2 separate regions of the Homo sapiens genome follow, and region 2 is linked to region 1. The links are chromatin loops, found by intact Hi-C in ENCODE. Cell type or tissue: CD14-positive monocyte. All regions are shown on one strand. Links, peaks and the distances in the headings refer to the core of each region. The heading gives the core; the rest is flanking DNA. Region 1 has its middle 15 kb from the start of CCR1. Region 2 overlaps CCR2 (C-C motif chemokine receptor 2).

Region 1 (5,384 bases), core at 102-5,101:
TACCATGGAATTCTACTCAGCCACAAAAAGGAACAAAATAATGTCATTCCCAGCAACCTGGATGGAGTTGGAGACCATTATTCCAAGTGAAGTAACTCAGGAGTGGAAAACCAAACATCCTATGGTCTCACCTATAAGTGGAAGCTATGCTGTGAGGATATAAAGGCATCAGAATGACATAATGGACTCTGGAGACTTAGACGGAAGGGTGGGAAAGAGACAAGGGATTAAAGACTACACGCTGGGTGCAGTGTACACTGCTTAGGTGATGGGGGTACCAAAATCTCAGAAATCACACCTAAGGAACTTATCCATGTAACCAAACACCACGTGTTCCCCAAAAACTATTGAAATAATAAAATAAAATGATGCACATGAAGAATTTAGCAAATAATGTAAACTCAACAAACTCTGTTATTATGGTTACCTAAACTCTGTTAGACCCACCTTCGCCTTAGTGATATTAAGTTCACAACTTGAACTTGGCCACGGAGAGTATTTACACCAAGGAAACTGGAAATTGATGCTATTATATCAGGCATGTTGTGCCTGTTTTGATTCTTCCTCCAGAAAGCTGGTTGTTAACATTTACCAGCACACCATTGCAGAGTACCTATAGGCCATGAATGTACAGGGAAGATGTTTGCATTTCTTTCATCTTAAGTCTTCAAGGACAAATGGATCTGACAACAGCAACAAATACTGTATCTGAGTTTATATAAATCTTTGGTTTCAGCAGAAATAGCTTTTACTTGAATATCTGCTCTTCCCACTAGCAGCTGGGGCCTGATTCCCTAGTTGTAGGGGTATTCCTGCACATGCAAGATGCACCCCTCACATGCCCCCCGCAGCCCAATCCTTCACAAAGAGAGGTCCTGACCTTGGCTGGGCTATGTTTCAAGTCACACAAACAGTTCAAACCACACGGCTCTGCCTGCAGTTGAGGCATCTTGAACCCAATTTGCACTTCCCTTTTCTAGACTTTTAGTCTTATTCCTGTCTTCCTTTTCCCTCTGTGGGTTATTCTGCGGGGTGGGCTATTTTGTTTTGCTTAAGCCTTCATTTTTGAGCTTGCTTTCCTCCAAGAACCCCTGGCAGGTTTCCGGTTGTTGAAATGCACATTCACTTCTTCCAAAGGATCATCCTGTGTTCTTTTGCCCCTTGCAAAGCAGACCTACCCAAGACCACTGAAGACAAAGAAGGGGGTCCATGAAGGAGTGTGTCTGGGCCCCTGACTGGCCGCCACCCCTCACTTAGCTCTGCCTGCCTTTCCTCTTCCCGTGTGCCCCCTAGTCCCTCCCCAGCCCCTCTCTTGCCACTGCTGTCCACACAATTTCCCACAGGCTTCCTCCACACAAACTGGCACTGAAGATTCCCCCTGAGGACTGGGCAGGAGCCCTGAAGGTCAGATAGGCAGGCCTCCCAGGCTGTCCCACTCTCTAGGACAATAAGGCGTGACACTCTCCACATCAAAGGACCCATGTCTGAATTCCTGTTTCAGAGCAGTGAGACAGAGGAAGCAGGACCATGTATCATGCCACACCACCAATCCATATCAACACAGCAGCCACAGAGTATGGCACACCTAGGGCATTCCTGGATGGCCATGGTGGAGGTGGGGAGATGGGGGTTTCATGGGGATAGATGAACTTCTAGCTAGACTGGGCAAGTGATGGGTCCAGTATGATAATCTGGAGAAGTTACAGGGGCTGACAGGCAGCCTGGTTGCGTTACTTTCTCTTATTTAATTTGTCGCCCTCTTGCTGCTGCCTTGCCTCTGAAGCTACCTATCAGGAAGCCCTAGGATTCTTCTTGAAGGGTACTGCCAGGCTAGTAGAGAACTCAGGAGAAAAACCTCCAGAGTCCCTTAATCTTTCAGGGCCCCACCCCACAGATCTAGTGCCCTAGGTCCTGGGCTCTAACTTCAGACATCATGCATGGCCAGGCATGCTGCGCTCCTCACCTTGTTCAAGCAACAGACAATGGCAGCACCTTGCCACAGGCAGCAAGTCCTCCAGCACACCAGACCTGGCACAGCCCTCAGATGCCAGCCATGCCACCTTGGGCATTTTTATTTACCGCTTGTCAGAACCTCAGCTTCCCCACGTTTAAAATAGTGAGAGTAATATTTCTTTCTCAGGATTGTTGCAATAATTAAATATGATTCAATATGTGTCTGGCACTTGGTAAATGTTCAGCCGATGGGAGCTACGTGGCTATTTATTTCCTCATCCTATGCCTCAGTCAAACTGGTAAACATCTGTTGAATGTCTCCTATGTGCAAGAAAATTGTCAAGAAACCCTTCATGCTAAAAAGGGGAAGGAGAAAGTATATTAAGGAAGTGCTCTAAAAACTCCCTGTCCAGGTCCAGCCCAAGTTAACACTTACAGTCTTGCATGCCAAGTTTTAAAACTCTTTTGAGGCCAGGTGTGTTGGCTCACGCCTGTAATCCTAACACTTTGGGAGGCTGAGGTGGGTGGATCATGAGGTCAGGAGTTCGAGACCAGCCTGGCCAATGTGGTGAAACCCTGTCTCTACTAAAAATACAAAAATTAGCTGGGTGTGGTGGTGGACATCTGTAATCCCAGCAGAGGGAGGAGAACTGCTTGAGCCCAGGATGTGGAGGTTGCAGTGAGCCGAGATCGTGCCACTGCACTCCAGCCTGGGTGACAGAGCAAGACTCTGTCTTGAAAACAAACAAACAAACAAATAAAATCTCTTTTGAGTCTGGGCTTACATACAGTCTAATACACAGCATTTTATATCATGTTATCTGTATTACATCTTTTCTCTCCAGCTAAATTGTAAGCTTCTCAGCTGCTGGGCCCATGCCCAATCCTTTTTCATATGTTTTCCACAGTACCCAGCACTGAGATGCATATATATAAGAGGTGGTCAGTGTAAGGACTTGCTGATTAAAGTTGATGCTTGTGTGTGTGCATGCATGTTGTGTACATGCATGCAGGTGTGTGTGTGCATGTATGTATGTGTGACTATTGATAAGTACAGTTTGACCTCTTTTATTCAGAGTGACATTATCACGTGTCACTTGTATCAATCTGTTTTCCCTTTCAGCCTGCCTCAGTTTCAGGAAGCAAGAATTCTTTTGGCTCCTGACAAAGAAGGGAGAGAGACATTTTAGATCCCATGGCTTGCCTGAAACTTGGCCACGGACAGGGTGCTGGTGCAGGTATGGGACATGGATAGAGGTACTAGAGGACAGTGGATGACTTGAGCAGGTTCAGAAACATAAGCCCAGAGGTGTCGGTAAATAGAGTCTCCATCGGGTGTGATCAGGGTGTGCCAGGAGCTGGGTAGAAAGCAGCATGAGTGCCCACAGCCAGAAACAGCTCAGGGAGAGCTCTTTCAAATAAAGGGATGCATATACAAAATCGATTAAATACTCCTGCCAGTTAATAAGAAAAGGACCAATGGCCTCTTGTTTTTTAAATAGGCAAAAGACTTGATTAGAAACTTCATAGATGAGGATATCCAAATAACTAACATGTATGTGAAAATGTGCTCTGCATCACTAATCATTTGAGAAATGCAAATTAAAACCACTGGTTTTAATGAGACGAACCAATGAGACAGCAGCACATAACCACCAGAATGGCTAAAATGAAAAAAACGCAAAACAACATCAACAAAAAACCAAACCCTGGGCCAGGCACGGTGGCTCACACCTGTAATCCCAGCACTTTGGGAGGCTGAGGCAGGCAGATTACCTGAGGCCAGGAGTTCAGGACCAGCCTGGCTAACACCAACATGGTGAAACCCCATCTCTAATAAAAATACAAAAATTAGCTGGGCACGGTGGCTCACACCTGTAATCCCAGCACTTTGGGAGGCTGAGGCGGGCAGATTACCTGAGGTGAGGAGTTTGAGATATCCTGGCCAACATGGTGAAACCCTGTCTCTACTAAAAATACAAAAATTAGCCAGGCATCGTGGCACACACCTGTAATCCCAGCTACTTGGGAGACTGAGGCAGCAGAATTGCTTGAGCCTGGGAGACGGAGGTTGCAGTGAGCCGAGATCATGCCACTGCACTCCAGCCTGGGCAACAGAGCAAGACTCTGTCAAAAAAAAAAAAAAAAAAAAAGCCATCAACAACAAAAAACAAACCCTGACAATAGACAATACCAAGTATTAAAAAGGTTATGAGGCAATGAGAACTCTCACACCATGCTGGTGCAAGTATAAATTGGTACAACCACTTGAAAAATTGTTTAGCAGTATGTAAAGCTAAACATGTGCTTTCCCTGTGACCCAGCAATTCTACTTCCAGGTAAATACCCAAGAGAAGTGCACATAAACCCAAAAGATGTGTTCAAGAATGTTGTTAGTAACTTTATTCATAATAGTCTCAAACTGATAGTCCAAAATTCTTATCAGTAGTAAAACAGATAAATTAGTCATATGAGAGAATACTATATATAGTAATATAAAAGACCAAACTATTGCTACTGCATGCTACATAACCTCATTTATAATGAATTCAATAATGGTCAAAACTGATCAGCAGTGATAGAAATAAAATAGACATGACCTCTATGGAGGTGGGTACTGACTGGGAAGAAGTGCTAGGGAACATTCTGGGGTTCTAGTAATGTCTTGACTGGTGGTTACATGGGTATGTGCACATGCAAAAACTTAAGATTTAGGCATTAACTCATTAGGCATCTTACCATCTCAATCTTTAAATCTTTGAACATTTTTTAGGTAAATTGTCCATGGCATGGTGGCACCTGCCTGTAATCCCAGCTACTCGGGATTACCCAGCTACAATTGCTGGGTTGTATTGTAAGCACGAATTTAGTTTTGTAAGAAAGTGCCATGCTCTTTTTCATAATGGCTGTATTATTTTATGTTCCCAGCTGCAAAGTATGAGTGATTCATTTTCTCTGCATCCTTGCCAGTGTTTGTTTTACTATTCTTTATTTCAGCCATTCTGATAGGTATGTAGTAACATCTCATGGTAGTTTTAATTTGCATTTCCCTAAAGACTAATGATATTGAACATCTCTGTATGTGCTTAGTGGTTATCTGTATATCCTCTTCAGTGATATGTCTGTGCATATCTTTGACCATTTTCTAATTGGAATTTTTGCTTTTTTGCTTTTGAGTTTTGAGAATGCTTTATATTCTAAACAAATATTTTGTTAGATATGTTGTTTGCATTTTTGAGTTACTTCTTGTATAAGGTGTGAGGTTTAGGCTGAGGGTCATTTTGTTTTTTGGTTTATCTACGAATGTACAATTCCTCAAGCACCATTTTTTGAAAAGACTATCCCTCCATTTAATGGCTTTACACCTTTGTCAAAAAACAGTTAAGCATATTTGTGAGTCTAGTTCTGAGTTCTCTATTTGTTCTTTGATC
Region 2 (5,384 bases), core at 137-5,136, 140 kb after region 1:
CCTTATTTTCCACGAGGATGGAATAATTTCCACACAATAATGAGGAACATTTTGGGGCTGGTCCTGCCGCTGCTCATCATGGTCATCTGCTACTCGGGAATCCTGAAAACCCTGCTTCGGTGTCGAAACGAGAAGAAGAGGCATAGGGCAGTGAGAGTCATCTTCACCATCATGATTGTTTACTTTCTCTTCTGGACTCCCTATAATATTGTCATTCTCCTGAACACCTTCCAGGAATTCTTCGGCCTGAGTAACTGTGAAAGCACCAGTCAACTGGACCAAGCCACGCAGGTGACAGAGACTCTTGGGATGACTCACTGCTGCATCAATCCCATCATCTATGCCTTCGTTGGGGAGAAGTTCAGAAGGTATCTCTCGGTGTTCTTCCGAAAGCACATCACCAAGCGCTTCTGCAAACAATGTCCAGTTTTCTACAGGGAGACAGTGGATGGAGTGACTTCAACAAACACGCCTTCCACTGGGGAGCAGGAAGTCTCGGCTGGTTTATAAAACGAGGAGCAGTTTGATTGTTGTTTATAAAGGGAGATAACAATCTGTATATAACAACAAACTTCAAGGGTTTGTTGAACAATAGAAACCTGTAAAGCAGGTGCCCAGGAACCTCAGGGCTGTGTGTACTAATACAGACTATGTCACCCAATGCATATCCAACATGTGCTCAGGGAATAATCCAGAAAAACTGTGGGTAGAGACTTTGACTCTCCAGAAAGCTCATCTCAGCTCCTGAAAAATGCCTCATTACCTTGTGCTAATCCTCTTTTTCTAGTCTTCATAATTTCTTCACTCAATCTCTGATTCTGTCAATGTCTTGAAATCAAGGGCCAGCTGGAGGTGAAGAAGAGAATGTGACAGGCACAGATGAATGGGAGTGAGGGATAGTGGGGTCAGGGCTGAGAGGAGAAGGAGGGAGACATGAGCATGGCTGAGCCTGGACAAAGACAAAGGTGAGCAAAGGGCTCACGCATTCAGCCAGGAGATGATACTGGTCCTTAGCCCCATCTGCCACGTGTATTTAACCTTGAAGGGTTCACCAGGTCAGGGAGAGTTTGGGAACTGCAATAACCTGGGAGTTTTGGTGGAGTCCGATGATTCTCTTTTGCATAAGTGCATGACATATTTTTGCTTTATTACAGTTTATCTATGGCACCCATGCACCTTACATTTGAAATCTATGAAATATCATGCTCCATTGTTCAGATGCTTCTTAGGCCACATCCCCCTGTCTAAAAATTCAGAAAATTTTTGTTTATAAAAGATGCATTATCTATGATATGCTAATATATGTATATGCAATATATATAGGCTCTTGCTTGATCTCTCCAGGAGGTAGTGATTATGAGAAGGGGGTGGAGAATGATGAGTTCCTTCACCAGGAGCAAAGGACGGGGATCGTGTGGAACCACTGCAGAACTATTTCCGAAATCAACTAAGTGGAGAGAGCCAGGAAGGCTGCATCAGAACCCAGTAAAGCTTCTTGTCTGGATCTGAGCTGGTTTGTTTTGTGCTTGCTTTTCCCTGCCTTGCCACTCCCCTCACTCTTCTCTTTTCCCCACAGCCTTTTTCACATAGCTCTTGGCTGTAGGATTGCCCCACTCCAAAAACCAGTGTGTGGAGGTCCAGGAGTGAGACCAGGAAAGAATGTGAAAGTGACTACACAAGGACTCCTCGATGGTCGTGGAAAAGGAAAGTCAATTGGCAGAGCCCCTGAAGCCAGTCTTCAGGACAAAGAAGGAGCCTAGAGACAGAAATGACAGATCTCTGCTTTGGAAATCACACGTCTGGCTTCACAGATGTGTGATTCACAGTGTGAATCTTGGTGTCTACGTTACCAGGCAGGAAGGCTGAGAGGAGAGAGACTCCAGCTGGGTTGGAAAACAGTATTTTCCAAACTACCTTCCAGTTCCTCATTTTTGAATACAGGCATAGAGTTCAGACTTTTTTTAAATAGTAAAAATAAAATTAAAGCTGAAAACTGCAACTTGTAAATGTGGTAAAGAGTTAGTTTGAGTTACTATCATGTCAAACGTGAAAATGCTGTATTAGTCACAGAGATAATTCTAGCTTTGAGCTTAAGAATTTTGAGCAGGTGGTATGTTTGGGAGACTGCTGAGTCAACCCAATAGTTGTTGATTGGCAGGAGTTGGAAGTGTGTGATCTGTGGGCACATTAGCCTATGTGCATGCAGCATCTAAGTAATGATGTCGTTTGAATCACAGTATACGCTCCATCGCTGTCATCTCAGCTGGATCTCCATTCTCTCAGGCTTGCTGCCAAAAGCCTTTTGTGTTTTGTTTTGTATCATTATGAAGTCATGCGTTTAATCACATTCGAGTGTTTCAGTGCTTCGCAGATGTCCTTGATGCTCATATTGTTCCCTATTTTGCCAGTGGGAACTCCTAAATCAAGTTGGCTTCTAATCAAAGCTTTTAAACCCTATTGGTAAAGAATGGAAGGTGGAGAAGCTCCCTGAAGTAAGCAAAGACTTTCCTCTTAGTCGAGCCAAGTTAAGAATGTTCTTATGTTGCCCAGTGTGTTTCTGATCTGATGCAAGCAAGAAACACTGGGCTTCTAGAACCAGGCAACTTGGGAACTAGACTCCCAAGCTGGACTATGGCTCTACTTTCAGGCCACATGGCTAAAGAAGGTTTCAGAAAGAAGTGGGGACAGAGCAGAACTTTCACCTTCATATATTTGTATGATCCTAATGAATGCATAAAATGTTAAGTTGATGGTGATGAAATGTAAATACTGTTTTTAACAACTATGATTTGGAAAATAAATCAATGCTATAACTATGTTGATAAAAGATTTAAAAACAACTGGCTGTTTTTTTACACTGTGGTGTGGAAGATTGTGTTGTGTTCACAACTTTTCACTTCTTCCCCTGTGTGATTACACACACCTGCCCTTGTGGTGTGACTTGCAGTGCGCCCTACAGGCCACACACCCCACGCCCTCCACCACTGGCTCTGCTGCTGGAATGTGAGCAGAAGTGACATCTGCCTCATCCAAGCGGAGCCTCTTGCTCAGCCACAGGAAGGCCCATTCCAGATCACACCCGTCAGCCCGTGCGCCCTGGTGAATGAGAAGACACAGGGAGCTGCAGCCACATATAACATGAGCAAGAAGTCTGTGTTTGCTGTGATAAGCCACTGAGTTTTAGGGGTTGTTTGTTAAGAAGCACAAAAACCGATTAAGACATGTGGTATATAGTGACTTCATATATAGAATCTGGAAAACTATCCATTTATTTTCAATCATGGAATTCAATATGACAAGCATCCCGGAGGGTCTACCTATGCCAGACTGGGTTGGAAACAGAAAGACAGATGTTAATGCCAGTGTCCTTTACACCTCCAAGTCCAGGGCCAGCTGTGGAGTGGGAGGGGTAGAGAAGGTCCTGTGCACAGTCACAGTGCGCTGTGCAGAGCAGGAACAGAGGCATCTGTGAAAAGTGCTGAGAGCCTGGAGGACAGAGTGACTAATGCAATGACAGTCTTGCATCATAGGAATAACAGCCACAGCAGGATTTTATTGCTGCCAAAGAAACTGCCATTTAAAAATTGCCAGCCATCCGGGAGGCTGAGGCAGGAGAATGGCATGAATCCAGGAGGCGGAGCTTGCAGTGAGCCGAGATCGGGCCACTGCACTCCAGCCTGGGCAACAGAGCCAGACTCCATCTCAAAAAAAAAAAAAATGCCAACCATCTCTCTTTCTAAAGTGGAATCCTCAAGTCTCGTTTATTCTGGGGACATTTGAGTAGGCTGTTCGAGTTAAGCAGGTGGAAGATGATGATCCCTCATCATCATTCTGAGGGATGAGTGTCTGAAGACTTTTTGGTAAGGAAGGGTCTTGGCATAGCCCACCCCATGCCACCTCCCTTGATCTGTGATATCCCCAGCAGCTGGGGAGGTTGGAGCATTTTGCAAAGAGGCCCCGAAGCCTCCAGAAAGTAAACCTTCAAGAGCCCATCCTTCCTTCCTCTTTTGTTTTTGCTCATTATGAAAACTTCCCTGACAAATTGAAAAGGCTTCAGGTGAGATTAGCCCACAGGAAAAACCACCAAGGGCCACCCAGAGGGGCCACACTGTGACAGAAGGAGTATGGGCTGGTGAGCTGACCTCTGGAAGACAGTGCATGAATTGAGGAGAAGAGATTGGTTCCAGGCATGGGAGGAATGAGGCTGGAAATTTCTTCAGACATTGCCACTTCGGCACTCTGTGTGTGTGTGTGTGTGTGTGTGTGTGTGTGTGTGTGTGTGTGTGTAAACAGAGTCCTGTAATGCAAGGTCCGGCCTTGGCAGCCCCAGCCTGGAGCCACAGTGAGATGTGAGCCGAGGGTTATGCTGGGAAAAACCTCTCCCTCCCAGCACCTGAAAGGCTCTGCAGGCCCAGCAGCTCAGCAAGCAAGGGTAAGGGCATGGACTAACATCTTATTTCATACTATCCCTTATAACACATCCTAATGTAATCAGCTCACAATATGAAATTATTTCATTTCTCTCCAGTCATTGTTTCAATGGGGCCTTAGGGTTGACTGGATTCTGGAGGGCCCTGCCTAGAGGAGGGGGTGCATTCTGTCCCTATGTCCCCTCCTGCTCCATCCTCCACAGCACGTGCCTAGTGGTCTACCTTGTGGGGAATTCTTGTACCTCCCTCTTCTAGGCATGGACTAGCATTGAGAAGTGGGAGAGGAGTGTTAGGAAAAAGGGCAAATATAGACATACCTTGTCTTATTGTGCTTTACAGATATTGTTTTTGTTGTTGTTGTTGTTGTTTACAAATTGAAGGTTTGTGGCAACCCTGCCTCGAGCAAGTCTATTGGTGCTGTTTTTCCAACAGCATGTGCTTGTTTTACATCTCTGTGTCACATTTTGGTAATTCTCCCAATATTTCAAACTTTGTCATTATTTCTATATCTGTTATGGTAATCTGTGATCAGTGATCTTTGATGTCACTATTGTAGTTGTTTTGGGGCACCATGAAGTGCACCCATGTAAGATGGCAAACAATCAATAAATGTTGTGTGTGTTCTGACTGCTCCATGGACTGCCTGTTCCTGAGACACAATAATGTATATATAACAATTATATATATATATATTTATAACAATTATATATATATATATATATATTTTTTTTTTGAGGCAGAGTCGCACTCTGATTGCCCAGGCTGGAGTGCAATGATGTGATTTCAGCTCACTGCAACCTCTGCCTCCCCAGGCTCAGGTGATTCTCCCACTTCAGCCTCCCAAGCTGGGACTACAGGTGTGCACCATCACACCCGGCTAATTTTTTTTTTGTATTTTTAGGAGAGACAGGGTTTTGCCATGTTGCCCAGGCTGGCCTTAAACTCCTAGACTCA

What was found. Peaks named below come from ENCODE experiments on the same cell type or tissue, not always from the same donor. Only the 100,000 strongest peaks of a DNase experiment are listed, where the experiment ranks them.
Region 2: a loop joins it to region 1, with 2.9 times the contacts of the local background. A loop is called at or near these places in 21 of 110 quality-filtered maps.

The regions. Positions count from the first base shown.
Region 1 is chr3:46,220,650-46,226,033 of GRCh38, forward strand. It overlaps a transcript of CCR3 not described here. Among named protein-coding and RNA genes, the nearest start is that of CCR1, 15 kb to the left of the region's middle. RefSeq lists an enhancer at 1,019-1,188. In CD14-positive monocyte, for the core only: no CTCF peak of the experiment used is centred there; DNase peaks (open chromatin) are centred at 942, 1,502 and 2,272; H3K4me3 peaks cover 2,357 bases; H3K27ac peaks cover 3,457 bases.
Region 2 is chr3:46,358,101-46,363,484 of GRCh38, forward strand. CCR2 (C-C motif chemokine receptor 2) reads left to right here. Exons shown (of 2, transcript NM_001123396.4): 2 at 1-2,840. The coding sequence ends at 510. Among named protein-coding and RNA genes, the nearest start is that of CCR2, 6.7 kb to the left of the region's middle. In CD14-positive monocyte, for the core only: a CTCF peak has its summit at 2,980; DNase peaks (open chromatin) are centred at 1,831, 3,011 and 3,481; H3K4me3 peaks cover 4,256 bases; H3K27ac peaks cover 4,825 bases.